Regions from separate parts of the Homo sapiens genome. Here region 2 is linked to region 1. A link is a loop called in an ENCODE intact Hi-C map of the cell type or tissue named here. Cell type or tissue: heart right ventricle. All regions are shown on one strand. Links, peaks and the distances in the headings refer to the core of each region. The heading gives the core; the rest is flanking DNA.

Region 1 (8,349 bases), core at 323-8,322:
TGGCTGAGGCATGAGAATTGCTTGAACCTGGGAGGCAGAGGTTGCAGTGACCTGAAATCACGCGACTGCACTCCAGCCTGGGCGACAGAGTGAGACTCTGTCTCAAAAAAAAAAAAAAAAAAAAAAGGAGATTTAGATTATTACGCACAACAATATATAAAAATTTTTAGCCTCTCAGTGGATTGGGTAGGATAGGGATTTGGAAGATTTTGGAACTGGGAAAAGAGAAATACAAACAAAAGATTTTCTCAGTGGAGAAAGCAGTGGAGTCAGATGGTAGCGGACAGTCTCAAGGTCAGGAGCAATGTCACTCACTGTCCCTGGAGTATCCCTTGGGCTCTCCTGCCCATATATGTGCTGACCCCCTTTCCTAAAGAGTTTTGCCCATCATTCTCCCACTCTCTCTTCTGTCCGAACTGACAAAGTCCACCTCCTCTGCGAAGCCCTCCCCAGTTTACCCTACCTGTAAGTAATCTTGCCCTAGTAACTTACCTGCTTCTTGATTGTTTACTACTATCCCCATAGTAGAGGGAATAGTATTCCCATAATACTACTATTCCCATAGTACTGTACCTACTCCTTGCTTAGGAGTTTAGTACTTGTTATCTTATAGAATGGATAAGAATCTCACCTATTAGGCTGCATGTTCCTCATAGGTAGGCATTGTGGTTTTTTTTTGTTTCATTTCACATCTCTTGCTCTCTTTTAGAACTCTTAGCACAGCGACGAGTCAATGTACCACATGGTTCCATTTTCTCTTGGTTATCATAATTGTCAAAGAGGGCAATTATTCTGTTTTTCCTTATCTTCCTTTTTTTTTTTGAATTGAGACATGTCAAAATTCAATGACTCAACAAAATGCCTATGAATTTGTGGCTAAAACAATACTATTGTGTCAAAGATGTAGAGAGCTGGCAAAAGCTATGCCAATAAGACAAACTTGCCAATTTCTCCTCTGAGCAACATCCCAGGCTTTTGTTTTCTCCATGTGTTCATTTGCATTTAAAGAAAAAAAAAGGGAAAGATTTTAATGAGGCACTTGACTCCCAGAGAGGGCAAACAGAAGACATGATGTGTCTTGCTGAGGTTTCTGTGTAGGGTACCCAGTTGGCCCTCCTGGGTAATGTGGAGCAAAGTCCTGTGCTTCCAAAGCACTCTTCTTCCAGATATGGCCACAGTGGTGAAGGTGGCAATGGGCATAACTTCTGACATTGTTCTGATGGAAGAAATTAAAGTTAGATACATCTAACTCCTCAAAGGACCATGCAGAACTAGGATTCAGGCCTTTTAAACCCCACTCAGTGGGTGCATGGCAGGGCTTTGAGAACCGTGACTGGGAAGAAAGTCTTTTCTCCTCCTATGTAGGTGCCTAGTGAGAAACCTACATGTGCAATAATTGCCTTTCCTTAGAGAACACTTTAGCCATTGATTGGAGACCTCAGAGCTTTTGTAGCAATTATTAGTGTCTTCTCCAAAGAGATTTGTGTTGGAGCTGGGAGCCCACAGGAAGAGGCTGTTCCCCAATCTCTGCTGTCCCTGCCTGGAATTGAACAAAAACCAGTGAAGAGTGCAACCTAATCAGATTTTGCAGATCTGGAAACACAAAGAATAAAACGGTGTCTTTGGCGGAAAAGAAGTGGCTAGAAGGATCTTGAGGATGGTAGGGTCCAGGGACTGACTTTCAGGCAGTGAAGTTATTATTGTCCCCATATTGATGCACACATTGTGTGTGCATGTGTGTGAGGAATGTAGGAGGGAAGAGGACACTGTGGCTCCAGGAGATTTGCTTAGCATTATAACTGAGCAAGTCTGGGAGGGCAACAAGAACCACCCAGACTTCCTGATGCTCAGCAGAATACTTTTGCCCCTACACCCTTAGGATTTCTCCAAGCAGTGGGTGAGAAATGACCTTTTAGACATTAAGGAAAAATAGTGGACAAAGAGAGAAGAGGACCTGCCAGGTAAAGATGTGGAATTCAGGTGAAGAAACTGACCTGGTTTTCTTGGTTCCTGCTCCATTCAGATCACCAGATCCAATTTCCTTTAATTATCATTTTTTTCCCAATAGGTCAGTCTGACACAATCATAGCTGCCAAAGTCTTATGCTTTAAAGGTGATCCAATGTCCTTTCTATCCTGTTGCACTACAACTCTGCCAAAGAACTTACTGTTAGCTCAAAAGCCTCTATCAGTCTTCAGATATTAATAGACTGCAGAGCTGGTATTTATGTTTGTTTAATTAATGATGGACACCTTCTGAGTAGAGGCTGTTGGAATAATCAGGTGATGCAGTAAAATCTTGCTATAAACTAAACAGAGATTCTGTGTACAGTTTTGTTTCTAATGGCCGTTCCACCACTTCTGAGCTGTGCAGCCTTGGGAATGATACTTAAGCCCTTTCTTTCTTGGTTTCTTTATCCGTAAAATGAGGATAAGAAAAGTTCCTACCTCATGTAGTGGTTGTGGGGATTAAATGAGTTAATATATAAATAATTTAGAATAGTGTTTATCTGTTTTCTATTATTAAGGACAATATCAGTTCTTATAAAAGCATTTTTGGTAAATGAAGAGGCTCTAATGAAGGTAACAGCTTTCTGCTAAGTAAGCACATTGTTAGGTTGAGGAAAAAAGTATAAACCCAAGAATGGCTTATGGGCTTCGTGACTGTTGATCAATTTTAGTGAGTTCTTAGACTTCGGGCATTTTCTGTTTTTAAACACTTTCACAAAAATAAAAGTAATTCATTGAACATGTGTATAGCACATTTCCCTTTGCAAGGTGCCTCATATATTATTTGGTAACTTTATTCCATGAGAAAATATTAAACCTTTACCATGTGCTGAGCTCCAGGAGCACGTGCTCTGACCAGGGAAGGCAGACAGGAGAGAACTTTCCTGTAGAAAGTGCGATCTGGGTTGAGGTTTGAAGGTAGGGTAAGAGTTGGCTAGGACTTGGAGGATGCAAAAGAGGTGTTCTAGGCAGAAGGGGTTTGTCCTGTTGAAAGTGCAGAGATGTAGGAGAACCTGGGGGAGATTAGAGAAGCTGCCAATAATTCAATACGTCTGGAGAGAAGCGTGAGAGGGTGAAGTGTGGCTGTGGGTATCAGGATTTAGAAGCAAGAAAGGAACATGAAGAAATAAGCAGAGGAGATCTCACAGAGGCATTTCCAACATGTGGAGGAGTCAAAATATTATCCCATCCCAGATTACAGTAATCTATTGCATATTTCAAAATAGAGGCAAATAATTTGCGTATTTCGAACTTTAAAAAGACAAATATTTAAGGTGGTGGACATCTAGTTACTCTGATTTGATCTTTACAAATTATATGGATGCGTTAAATTATCACAAGGACTCTCCAAAAATATCCTTTCCATGATGGGCACCGTGGCATGATTTTTAACAGGGGAATCAGATGTGATCAAATTAATGTCTTAGAATTATCACTCTGACCACAGTGAGGAGGAAGAATTTGGAAGAAGCAAATATATAGACAAGGAGAATAATTAGTTCCACGGATGTTGTTCTAATCCAGGTGACAGTTGGAGAGGATTTGATATCAGGGAGGAGTTGTGGTCACGGAGAAAAAGGGATAGAGTCCTGACACGGATATTACAATGGTAGGCAAGAGACCATGTGTCAACACTTGGTGGAGCAATAAGGAAGTTTCGGCTCAGAATGGCTATCTGGCTTGCAGAGCTCACACAGCTACTTAGCAATAGAGGTGCGAGAATGTGCACCCCTGTTCTGAGAATGTTTACCTGTATCTGTTTTGTCAACATGCTAAGATGACTCTATGCCACAGGACTTCGTTGATGGCAGGAGCTAAGATCAGTCATCTCTGAAGCCCTACATCACACCTGACATATTTTATATGTATATATTATATATATATTTATATATTATATATATTATATATTTATATATTATATATTTATATATAATATATATTTACATATAATATACATAATATATATTTTATATATTATAGAGAGAGAGAGAGAAAGAAAGAAAGAGAGAGAGAGAGAGAGAGAGAGACAGGCTCTCACTCTGTTGCCCAGGCTGGAGTGCAGTGGTGCCATCTCGGCTCACTGCCAAGATGGGAGCTTTGACCTCCCAGGCTCAAATGATTCTTGTGCCTCTCTCCCGAGTAGCTGGGATTACAGGTGCTCACCACCATGCATGGCTAATTTTTTTTGCATTTTTAGTAGAGATGGGGTTTCACCATGTTGGCCAGGCTGGTCTCGAACTCCTGGGCTCAAGTGATCCCACTGCCTCGCTTCCAAAGTGCTGATATTACAGGTGTGAGCCACAGCACCTGGCACACCTGGCATATTTTGTCCACAGTACATTTTCAATAAATGTGAACTACAAATACAGGTAAATCCTATTTGCACCTTCCTAACTTGCTTCCCATTCTACATGTCTCAGGGACCACTGGTGTCATGGCAGAGATGAACCTCACCTTGGTGACCGAGTTCCTCCTTATTGCATTCACTGAATATCCTGAATGGGCACTCCCTCTCTTCCTCTTGTTTTTATTTATGTATCTCATCACCGTATTGGGGAACTTAGAGATGATTATTCTGATCCTCATGGATCACCAGCTCCACGCTCCAATGTATTTCCTTCTGAGTCACCTCGCTTTCATGGACGTCTGCTACTCATCTATCACTGTCCCCCAGATGCTGGCAGTGCTGCTGGAGCATGGGGCAGCTTTATCTTACACACGCTGTGCTGCTCAGTTCTTTCTGTTCACCTTCTTTGGTTCCATCGACTGCTACCTCTTGGCCCTCATGGCCTATGACCGCTACTTGGCTGTGTGCCAGCCCCTGCTTTATGTCACCATCCTGACACAGCAGGCCCGCTTGAGTCTTGTGGCTGGGGCTTACGTTGCTGGTCTCATCAGTGCCTTGGTGCGGACAGTCTCAGCCTTCACTCTCTCCTTCTGTGGAACCAGTGAGATTGACTTTATTTTCTGTGACCTCCCTCCTCTGTTAAAGTTGACCTGTGGGGAGAGCTACACTCAAGAAGTGCTGATTATTATGTTTGCCATTTTTGTCATCCCTGCTTCCATGGTGGTGATCTTGGTGTCCTACCTGTTTATCATCGTGGCCATCATGGGGATCCCTGCTGGAAGCCAGGCCAAGACCTTCTCCACCTGCACCTCCCACCTCACTGCTGTGTCACTCTTCTTTGGTACCCTCATCTTCATGTACTTGAGAGGTAACTCAGATCAGTCTTCGGAGAAGAATCGGGTAGTGTCTGTGCTTTACACAGAGGTCATCCCCATGTTGAATCCCCTCATCTACAGCCTGAGGAACAAGGAAGTGAAGGAGGCCCTGAGAAAAATTCTCAATAGAGCCAAGTTGTCCTAACCATCTCCAAACTTGGAAAATCCCGAGAACCACCTACTCTGTAGTGTCAGAATTCTGGACGCTCATTATTTATAGCATGCTCAATGTTTAAATGAATATATTATGGTACTAGGTATAAAAAAGAACCAGAACTTTTAGCTCCAGGGAGAGGAAGGAAGACAAGGAAAAGTCAACCTGAAAAGAGATTGGAGTGGGAGTTTTGATTCCCAGGACAAGTGACAAAAGGATTTGAAATTAAAGCCTGTGCAATCCAAATATGGCACACTTCACCTGTCTGTGATTATAAGAGTAATTTTTTTTGCAAAATTTTTAATGAAAGATTTTCATCATATAGAAATGTTAAAAATAATATGTAGGAAGTTTCCTATACTCAGTACTGAGATTGTGTAATTGCTAATATTTGCTGTCTTTACTTGGTTACATAGATGTAATCTATCCGTGAGTTTATTCATCAATCAATTCACTCATCAAACCACCTTTTTTTGATTCATTTCAAGGTGAGTTCCGGACATCAGCATTAGTACCCTTTACTTCTATGCACTTCAGAATTATATCATCAATTAGGATTCAATATTTAGATTACATTTATTTTTAATGATCAAACTATGGTCGTTTGATGATCCAATTAGCAAAGCTGACCCTACTCAAGGTATGCCTTAATATTCTGGTAGTAGTTCTCAAGAAGGCCTCACACAAACTTTTAACAATGCCTACAATAACATGTCTGTCAATTGCTATCACCTCTGGATATATGCCCTGTTCTTTTTCTTCCTACCTATTACAGTTCTCTCTCGTCATATGGCATGACTAAAAATCCACTTAGCAAAGTTATACCATTCCCACTGCCCATAATGGCGTCTTCAGTGTCTGTATCATAGACATTGACTCTCTGTGTTCTGAAAGCTTTTTCCTTCAGGGAGGCAGAACATTGCTGCATTCCACATGGCGATAGGCAGGAGGGTGGTCCTCGCCTATCCTGGGTCCCTGCACTCTGCAGCAGCTCAGCCTGCATCCAAAGCCTCACAAAATCTGTCTGTTCTTAATCTTTACTTCTCTAATCACAGGGGACTTGTCTCAATCAAACCCAAGGCACTGGAAGAGAGCAGGCCCCATCTATTAATTTTTTTTCATTTAAACAAATTTTTATACCTGGAACTCAAACTTCTTTTCCTGTCTCCTGGATTACTAAAAAAAAAAAAAAAAAAAAAAATCCAAAACCAAAACAACAACAACAAAAAATCCAGGGTACCCTGTATGTGATTGATATAAACAATTGTGGAAAGGGAAAGGTGGGGAGAGGGTGACGGTATCTTACAAACCTAGGATGATTTTAAACTCAGCCAGACAAAAATGCTGTGTGAAACACAGAATTCCAGTTACAAGACTTTAAATGGGAAGAAGATATGTGAAAGGTGGGAGACTCAGCATGCAGGTAGCCAAAGGATATTCAATGGAAGGTGGCTTATAGTAAAATAAAACACATCTGAATCTTTAAAGACATTATATTTATTCTAGAAGACAGAATATTTTAAAGTACATATTGTAATTTTCACAAGAAATATTTTATCCCTTTAATAGTGTTTTGTCTGGTTGTGAAAACCCAGGCTTAAAATTTATAGCTTTACTAAGGGGGATGATTAATAAATAGTATATGTGTCAATTGTGTTACAGGTTGTGTAAAAAATGTTAAAGAAATGTTGGAAAGCTTGAATCAGTGATATGAAATTCCCTCCTGGTTGTGTCTGTGTGAATAAAAGCAGTATACTAAGGAATTATTTGCTGTCTTAGAATCTACCAGAAGTCAGGAAGTACACGATGAATGGAAAGGGGCTACTAAGAGAATAAGTTGCCAGGTAGAAGAAAAAAAATGAATGCCTCCTTCTGATTAAATTCTAAACAAGTATCTGCAGATTTATGTTCAAGAAGGAAGGGCTAAGTGAAAAGGCTGTAGGAACTAGTGGTCATGAAACCCCATGTTGTATACGGAACATCATCTACTTTTTAGTCTATAAATAGAGCTCAGGAAAAGTTAAAAAATGCTTTCCATTTAGGTATGGAAGATGAGTCGGGGTTCAATTATGACATTTTTAAGAAAAGTTGACAATAGGGAAGTTACCTGATTGTAAATAGGTGTGAATATTTCCTTACATTCTGCTATACCTTGTGTTGAACTCATCCAAATAAAAAACCTGTGGTTCTTTTTGTTCAGTTATTTTAATTCTGGAATGGAAATCCTACCATTTTTGACAACATGGATTAACCTAGAGGACGTTATGCTAAGTTAAATAAGCAAGTCACAGAAGGACAAATATTGCATGATTTATATATGAGGTGTCCAAAAATATTATGCTGGTGCAAAAGGAATTGCAGTTTTTGCCATTACTTTCAATGGCAAAACCACAATACCTTTTCACCAACCTAAGTCAAGCTCATAGAAGCAGAGAGTTGCATGGTGATTGCCTCAGCTGGGGAGAGGAAGAAATAGGGGAATTGTTCAATCAGCATAAAGTTTCAGTTATGCAAGATGAATAAGTTCTGGCCACCTGTTGTACAACATAATATCTATAGTTAACAATATATTGAATACTTTAAAACATGTTAAAAGGATAGATCTCATGCTAAATAGTCTTACCACCAAAAGACCAATCAAGCAACCAAACCAAAAATCACAAACCCAGAAAACAACAAAAAAGAAAACCCACAAAAGAACATTAGAAAATTTTTGGAGGTGACAGATATATGATATGTGTATGTCCAAACTCACCAAAATGTATATTAAATAACTGTATTTTTTTTGCATAGCAATTATACCTCAATAAAGCTTGAAAAAATCTGCTTTTGGAAATCTGCTTAAGGGAAATCCAGGTTACTCAAACCAGGAAACACCATCTACTGGGATGTTTTGAATGTGGCTATAGTACCTAAAAGGAGAATAACAAGGTCTTCCGAAGAGAAACCTTGGACATCCAGCTC
Region 2 (8,349 bases), core at 60-8,059, 83 kb before region 1:
ATGTAATACCCTTCTTTGTCTTTTTTGATCTTTCTTGGTTTAAAGTCTGTTCTATCAGAGACTAGGATTGCAACCCTTGCCTTTTTTTTTTTGCTTTCCATTTGCTTGGTAAATATTCCTCCATCCCTTTATTTTGAGCCTATGTGTTTCTTTGCATGTGAGATGGATCTCCTGAATACAGCACGCCAATGGGTCTTGCCTCTTTATCCAATTTGCCAGTCTGTGTCTCTTAATTGGGGCATTTAGCCCATTTACATTTAAGGTTAATATTGTTATGTGTGAATTTGACCCTGTCATCATGATGCTAGCTGGTTATTTTGCACATTAGTTAATGCAGTTTCTTCATAGTGTCGTATATTTTTGTGTGTTTTTTAGAGCGGCTGGTACCAGTTTTTCCTTTCCACATTTAGTGCTTTTTAAATGAAGGATATTCTTAATTCTAATTTTTTTTTTTACACTGAACTGTAAAAAATTTTCAGCTTCTGTATTTTTGATGTGCAATTTTTTTGCTTTCCAGTTAGAATGTTTTTCATTAATTTTATAAGACATAATAATATATATTTTGAATGTTTCATCAAATTTAGATATGAAAAAATGATTGTTGCTATCAACTATTTTATTTTAATTCAAAATATAAGTTCATTCAATTAAAATTGGGAACTATATCAAAAGATACAGTTTTCTTGCTACAAGTCGATATATTCTAAGCCACAATTATGCATTTTCAGAATTACATGTCATGCACTGCTTTTGCTTCTTTTTTCGTTTCTCCTTTTTATACAGGGGATAAATTTTGATGCTTTCCAGTTTGCAAGATCAGTTTTCAATATTTGGAATTTGCTAATGTCTTCAAAATTTGAATGTTTTTGTGCTTTATTTACCACAATTTGTGACAAAAGACTAAAGATTTCTAACTGATTTTGAAGAAAATACAACTAGAATTTTGAGAAAATGTTCACGAGTGGATTCAATACTATTGTAGGTTAGTTACAGAGTCATATTTTAAAAGCTTAAACACTTCTCCGGTCCTGTGGATTAGAGGCAGGAAAGCAACAATGAGTTGCAGCACTGCCCTGCAGAAGGGTTTATTGTTTATTTTTGTTTTTTTTTGTATCTAATTTCATGTTGATAAAAAAATTTGGTAACTCAACTTCTCTAACTCTGTCTATTCTAAAAATGTTTGTAAATTTGAGCAATTATAGCTTCTATTTTGATGGAAAGACAATCATAACTTGTTTAGATGCACTTCAAAATTATGCATACCACACTGATTCCAAATATATGTATTTCATAGATTTCATAATTCAATAAAAATATTTTTTATCATGATGTTATATTTCACTGAAATTTGAATTTAAAATATTTACAAACTATGCATCTGACAGAGGACTAATATCCAGAATTTACAAGGGACTCAAACAGCTCAACAACAACAAAAATACCAAATAATTCCATTAAAAAGTGGGCTAAAAGCCTGAACAGACATTTTTCAAAGGAAAACATACAAATGACCAACAAGCATGTGAAAAAATGTTCAACATCACTAATCATCAGAGAAATGCAAATTAAAACCACAGTCAAATATTGTCTCATACCAGTCTGAATGGCCACTATTAAAAAGGCACACTTTGGGAGACCGAGGCAGGCAGATCACGAGGTCAGGAGATTGAGACCGTACTGGCTAACACGGTGAAACCTTGTCTCTACTTAAAATACAAAAAATTTGCTGGGCATGGTGGTGGGTGCCTGTAGTCCCAGCTACTCAGAAGGCTGAGGCAGGAGAATTGCTTGAACCCGGGAGGTGGAGGTTGCAGTGAGCCAAGATCACACCATTGCACTCCAGCCTGGATGACAGAGCGAGACTTCATCTCAAAAAAAAAAAAAAAAAAAAAAAAGACAAAAAATAACAGATATTGGCAAGGGTGCAGAGAAAAGGAAATGCTTATACACTATTAGTGTGAATGTAAATTAGCACAACCTCTAGAAAAATATATGAAGATTTCTCAAAGAACTAAAAATAGCACTATCATTTGATCTAGCAATCCCACTACTGGATATCTACCCAAAGGAAAAGAAATATTTACATCAAAAATATGCCTGCACTCATATGTTTATCACAGCACTATTCACAAAAACAAAGCTATGGAATAAACCTAAGTGTTCATTGACATATGACTGAACTAAAAATGTGGTATATATACACAAAGGAATACTACTCAGCCATAAAAAGGATGAAGTCATGTCTTTTGCAGTGACATGGATGGAACTGGAGGCCATTATCTTAAACTAAGCAAGTCAGTCACAGAAAGACAAATACTGAATGTTCTTACTTATAAATGGGAGATAAATAATGTGTACACATAGACATAGACTGTGGAATGATAGACATTGAGGACTTGGAAGGGTGGGTGTGGTGAGAGCAGAATGGATGATTGAAAATTACTTAGTACAAATTATTCAGGTGATATATACTCTAAAAGCCCCAATTTCACTGCTACACAATCTATCCACATAATGAAAATTACACATGTACCTTTTAAGTTTATATAATACCGCCCTCAAAATACATCTACAACAAAACAGTGTTGTTTCTAAGGTTGATGTTTTCCAGCTGAATTTAAATACTCACAATAATGTCAGATATTTTATCTCTGACAGAATGAACTTTCAACCACTTTACTTTGAATTGAATGCAAAAATCAAATTATTGGAATAACTTAAATGATTTTCTGTTTGAAACATTTAGTGATATGTTATATGACTGTCACCATTTCACTGTGTCCAAAATATTATTTTTGCTATTAGAACCAATATTTTACTAAGTATTGCTTTATTCTTTTTGAACACAAAAAATTGAAATTAAAAAATGAACAAAATTGCCTTTGATTTCAATGAAAAGTCATGGTTCACAGAATGACGTGTAAACACACCTGCTATAGTTGTGTTTTAAATCATTATCATCAGGCACAGTCTTTGAAAGCAAATCCTCATGCATCTTCAACAGATTTTTATCTTCTAGTTTTCAAATCCTCATGGACATTACTATTACTTCCACAAGGGATGATAGACTCTGACAAACATTTTGTGCAAAATACATGTTCGTCAATTTTGTTGAGTAACATGCACTTCTATCTCTTGAGTTTACTGCTATTGAGAGTATTTATTGCAAAATTACAAAAGGTTACCAAACAAAATATATTGCTGTGGCTTTGTATCATACAAAAACTGACCAAACCACTGTAGCAAGAGCTTTCAAACTACCCTCTAGATTTTCTACAGCAGGGCTTTTTAGTTCTTGTTTTCTGCACATTTTTCATTTATACCTAAAAGCCTGCCAATGGAAAACCTGTCAGCTTTGTGCATCTTCCATGCTATGGCATGGGCCATAATACAACTGGCTGGTACACCAGGTGGCTGCTAGGAGCAGCAGCATAGATATTCTCTTACTGCCACCCTAGACCACAGAAATTAGCCCTCCCTAGATCCTTGTGTCTGACATATACATATTTTTAATAGAGAGCATCTTGTGTGCTTGTATTAGTTCGTTCTCCTGTGGCTATGAAGAAATATTCGAGACTGGGTAATTTATAAAGGAAAGAGGTTTAATTGACTCACAGTTCTGCATGGCTGGGGAGGCCTCGTAAACTTATAATCATGGTGGAAGGGGAAGCAAACATGTCTTTTTTCATATGGCAGCAGGAGAGAGAGTGAGTGCTGCATGAAGGGAGAAACCCCTTATAAAACCATCAGATCTCATGAGAACTAGCTCACTATCATGAGAACAGGATGGGTGAAATCACCACCATGATTCAATGATCTCCACCTTGTCCCTCCCATGGCGAGTGGGGATTATGGGAACTACAATTCAAAATGAGATTTGAATGGGGACACAAAGCCAAACCATATCAGTGCTCTCTTAAGACAAGAGATTTTAGTCTGGAAAGAATCAGGAAAATCAAGATAAGATATGATTGATTTGTCATTTAGACTTAAATACGCATCAAAGTGACAACTCTGTTCCATGCATACATGTCTCACACCATACTAGGTCTCAGTGTGGTAGAAGCTGGAGGTATAAACTGAAAGTTACAAAACTAATAATAAAAAAAATGAAAAATTTGGGACAAATGTTACATTGACTGGAATGCCTGGACAACATATGTATTTAAAGACTATTCTGGAAAGCCATGAAATTGTAAATATACTTTTCCCTCCCTCTCTTTCTTTCTCCCTCATTTTCTCTCTCTCTCTCTTCCTTTCCCTTTTTTTTTTTTTTCAGGAGAACCAACTACCAAATACAGGTTTTCTGTTTTATGCTGACAGCACTTTATTGAGGTATAATTTACATACAGTAAAATACATTCATCTTACATGTATAGCTGAATGAATTTAAAAAATATGTATGCATGCATATCACCACCACACAGATCAAACTATTAAAGATTTCTGCACTCCAGAAAATCCCTTCCTGTCCCTGTCCAGACAATCATTCTTCCTCCACCCTCCACAGACAACCGCTATTCTGACATCTATGACTATAAATTAGTTTGCCTACTTAAGCTTCGTATAAATGAAATCATGGAGTATGTTCTCTTGTGTTTGGATTCTTTCTTCTTTTGGTAATATATAATGTTTTAATTTTTAGAGATGGAGTCTTGCTGTGTCACCCAGGCTGGAGTGCAGTGGCACTATCAGCTCACTGCAGCCTCTACCTCCTGGGCTTAAGTGATCCTCTCACCTCAGCCTCCTGAGTAGCTGGGACTATAGGCCTGCACCATACACACCGGGCTAATTTTATTTTTTTGAGACAGTCTCTTTTTTTTTTTTTTTTTTGAGGTGGAGTCTTGCTCTGTCACCCAGGCTGGAGTGCAGTGGCGCAATCTCGGCTCACTACAACCTACATCTTCCGGGTTCAAGCAATTCTCCTGCCTCAGCCTCCTGAGTAGATGAGATTCCAGTTGCCCATTACCATGGCTGGCTAATTTTTGTATTTGTACTAGAGACAGGGATTTACCATGTTAGCCAGGCTCGTCTCGAACTCCTGACCTCAAGTGATCCATCTGCCTTGGCCTCCCAAAGTGCTGGGATTAGAGGTGTGAGCCACTGTGCCCTGCCTAATTTTTAAATATTTTTTGTAGAGATGGGGGTCTCACCATGTTGCTCAGGTTGGTCTCAAACTCCCATCTTTAAACGATCCTCCATCTTGGCCTTCTAAAGTGCTGGGATTACAAGTGTGAGTCACTGCACCCGGCCTTGGCTTCTTTCATTCAACATAATATTTTTTGAGATTTGCCCATGTCGTTGTATGTATAAATATGAATATTCTACAGTTTGTTTATCCATTATTCTGTCCATACACATTTGGGTTGTCTTCAGTGTTGAGCTGTTGTGAATCAAGCTTCTGAGGACATTCTTATAAAAGCCTTTTTGAATGAGTATGTGCATTCATTTCTCTTGCATATATACTAAGGAAAGGGAATTACTGGGGCATAGGTTAGATGTGTATTTAACATTATAAGAAACTGGCAAATACTTTCCAATGTCATACAATTTTATATGGACCATGCCAAGTGTTGGAAGCCATACGAAGAAACTGTAACTCTCTATTGTTGTTGTAATGTCAAATGTAAAACCATTTTGGAAAATAGTTTGGCAGTTGCTTAAACATTTAAACATTTGTCTACCATAAAACCCTAGGTATTCCACTCCTAGCTATTTGCTCAAGACAAATAAGATGGCGTCATATATCCACACACAGACTTCTGCATGAATGTTCATAGCAGCCATGTTTGTATCAGGCAAAAATGTAAAACAATCTAAATGTTCATCAGCAGGTGAATGAGTAAACACATTCTGGTATATCCATTTAAGGAAATTCCATTCAGCAATCAAAAAGAACTAATGGTGCATGCAACAACATGGATAAATCCCAAGATAATTATGCTGAATAAAGCCAAACAAAGATGAGTTAATACTTTTGATTCAATTTGTGTAAAATTGTAAAAAATGCAGAGTGATCGACAATGACACAAAGCAGATAAGCGTTTGTAAGGAAATGGAGCATGGGAGAGAGATGGATTACCAAGTTGCATGAAGAAACTTTTTGGAGTGATGGATATGTCCTTTATGTTGATTACGGTAATTGTGTATATATGTGGCAAAACTCTTTATATCAATTAAATCTCAATAAAGCTAACTAAAAAAACAAGTTGAACATTGCTCTTTCCTCTTCTATTTTTTGAAGAAATATGTATAGAACTGGCATTTCTTCCTTAAATGTTTGAGAGAAATCATCTGCACCCGGGGTTTTTTATCCCGTCGTGGGGATGGAGTGGGAGTGAAGTGTTCTTAATTATAGATTCAATTTCTTTAACAGGATATATGACTCTTTAACAGATATGTGACTATTCAGATTCTATTTCTTCTTGTTTTAGTTTATGAAAGTTAACTTTATTAAGGAATTTGTTTCTTTTGACTTGTCAAATTTTTTTGTCATGCTAGTTACAATATCTCATATTTTATGATATCAATAGAATCTGTAGTAATGCCCTTTTTCATTTACATTATTGGTAGTTATGCCTTTTACTAATCTTTTCAAGGGACAAAAATTAACTTTGTTGGAGTTTTAAAAATCTATTTTTAGGCTGAGGCAGGAGAATGGCATGAACCCAGGAGGCGGAGCTTGCAGTGAGCCGAAATCACGTCACTGCACTCCAGCCTGGGCGACAGAGCGAGACTCCGTCTAAAATAAACAAATAAATAAATAAATAATCTATTTTTATTAGCAGCTTTGTTGAGGTATAATTGACATTCATCTGTTTTCTGTTTTATTGATGTCTTCTCGTTCTTATGTCTTCTTTGATTTTCTTTGGATTTAATTCGATTTTCTTTTTCTAGCTTCTTGAGTCGGAAGCTTGGATCATTGATTCTAGATTTTTCTTTCCTACTACAGTCATTTAGAATTCTAAACACTACTTTAGAATCATCCCATTAAGTTTCATGTTTATTTCACTAGTGTTGATTTTAAAGTATTTTCCTATTCCTATGCATGGTTTATTCATCCATGCATGAGTTATTTAGGAGTGTGTTGTTCAATTTCTTTTTGTTATTAATTACTTGTATTACTAGTTTCATACCATTGTGGTAAAATAACATATTTGGTTTGATTTCAATCCTTTGTGATTTATTAAACCTGACCAACATGTGATCCATTTTGGTGAATATTCTATATACACTTGAATGGAATTTGAAGTCTGCTGGTTTGGGATGTAGCATTTCCTATATATCAAATAGGTGAGGTTGCTTAATAGTGTTTTTCAAATCTTATTTATCCTAAATGATTTTTTGCCTACTCTTTCTATAAATTATATATTTCTATACATTATATATAATATATAAAATAATATAAAATATATAACATAATATAATATATAAAACATATAACATAATATATATAACATTATTTCTGTACATTATACCTTATTGTATTTTGAAGCTATGTTATTGGGTGCACAGATATGTAAGGTTGTTATGGTCCATCTGATAAATTCATCATCTTGTCATTATGAAATGTTTTTCTTTATCTCTGGTTATATTATTTGTTCCAAAGTCTCTTTTGTCTAACATTAATATAGGCACCCTGGCTTTCTTATGCTTAGTGTTTGTGTGGCATATAATTTTCCGTTCTTTTATTTTCAACCCATTTGTGTCCTTTTCCTTGAACTGTGTCCCTTGCAAGTAGCATATAGGTGGATCTTATTTTTAATAGTATGGCAGTCTTTGTCTTTTGGTTGATCGGCTTCATCCATTTACATCTAATGAAATTACTGATGTGACCCAGTTTAAGTTTTTTATCTGGGAATTTCCTTTCTATTTGTCACATTTTCTCTTTGTTTTCTTGTTTCTCTTTTCCTTTCTTTTGAATCAATCATGTTTTTTCCTTACTATTTTGTTTTAGCTTGTCTTTTGGCTTTTTAGCCATACTTGTTTGAATCATTTTTTAAAATAGCTGTGCTTAAGTTACAACATACATCCTTTTGGTGACTATCAACTACTCCCAAATTTAGTTACTTAAAATGACACACACTTATTGACTCGTAATATTTTGTAAATCACATTAGATGGGGTGCCTTAGTTTCTGTTCCACATAGTGTAGGCTGGTTACAAAGCTAGGTGGGCTGGGTTGGCTGGCTCTCCCACGCCAGGTAGTCTCTCATCCTTAAGAATGCTAACCCTTGGAGCAGCATTTCAAGAGAGTGAGAGCAGAAGCTGTAAGTCTTCTTGAAACCTTGGCTCAGAACTCATACAACATCACTTTGCCACATTTATTGTAGACTCTAACTCTCAATG

Evidence for each region. Hi-C counts contacts between places; a loop is a spot of excess contacts. Peaks named below come from ENCODE experiments on the same cell type or tissue, not always from the same donor. Only the 100,000 strongest peaks of a DNase experiment are listed, where the experiment ranks them.
Region 2: a loop joins it to region 1, with 2.8 times the contacts of the local background. A loop is called at or near these places in 2 of 110 quality-filtered maps.

What each region holds. Positions count from the first base shown.
Region 1 is chr11:58,175,002-58,183,350 of GRCh38, forward strand. OR9Q1 (olfactory receptor family 9 subfamily Q member 1) reads left to right here. Exons shown (of 3, transcript NM_001005212.4): 3 at 4,430-6,615. The coding sequence starts at 4,444. The coding sequence ends at 5,376. Among named protein-coding and RNA genes, the nearest start is that of OR9Q2, 9.9 kb to the right of the region's middle. In heart right ventricle, for the core only: no CTCF peak of the experiment used is centred there; a DNase peak (open chromatin) is centred at 4,823.
Region 2 is chr11:58,091,889-58,100,237 of GRCh38, forward strand. All of the region lies in intron 2 of OR9Q1 (olfactory receptor family 9 subfamily Q member 1), which reads left to right. Among named protein-coding and RNA genes, the nearest start is that of OR9I1, 29 kb to the right of the region's middle. In heart right ventricle, for the core only: no CTCF peak of the experiment used is centred there; no DNase peak of the experiment used is centred there.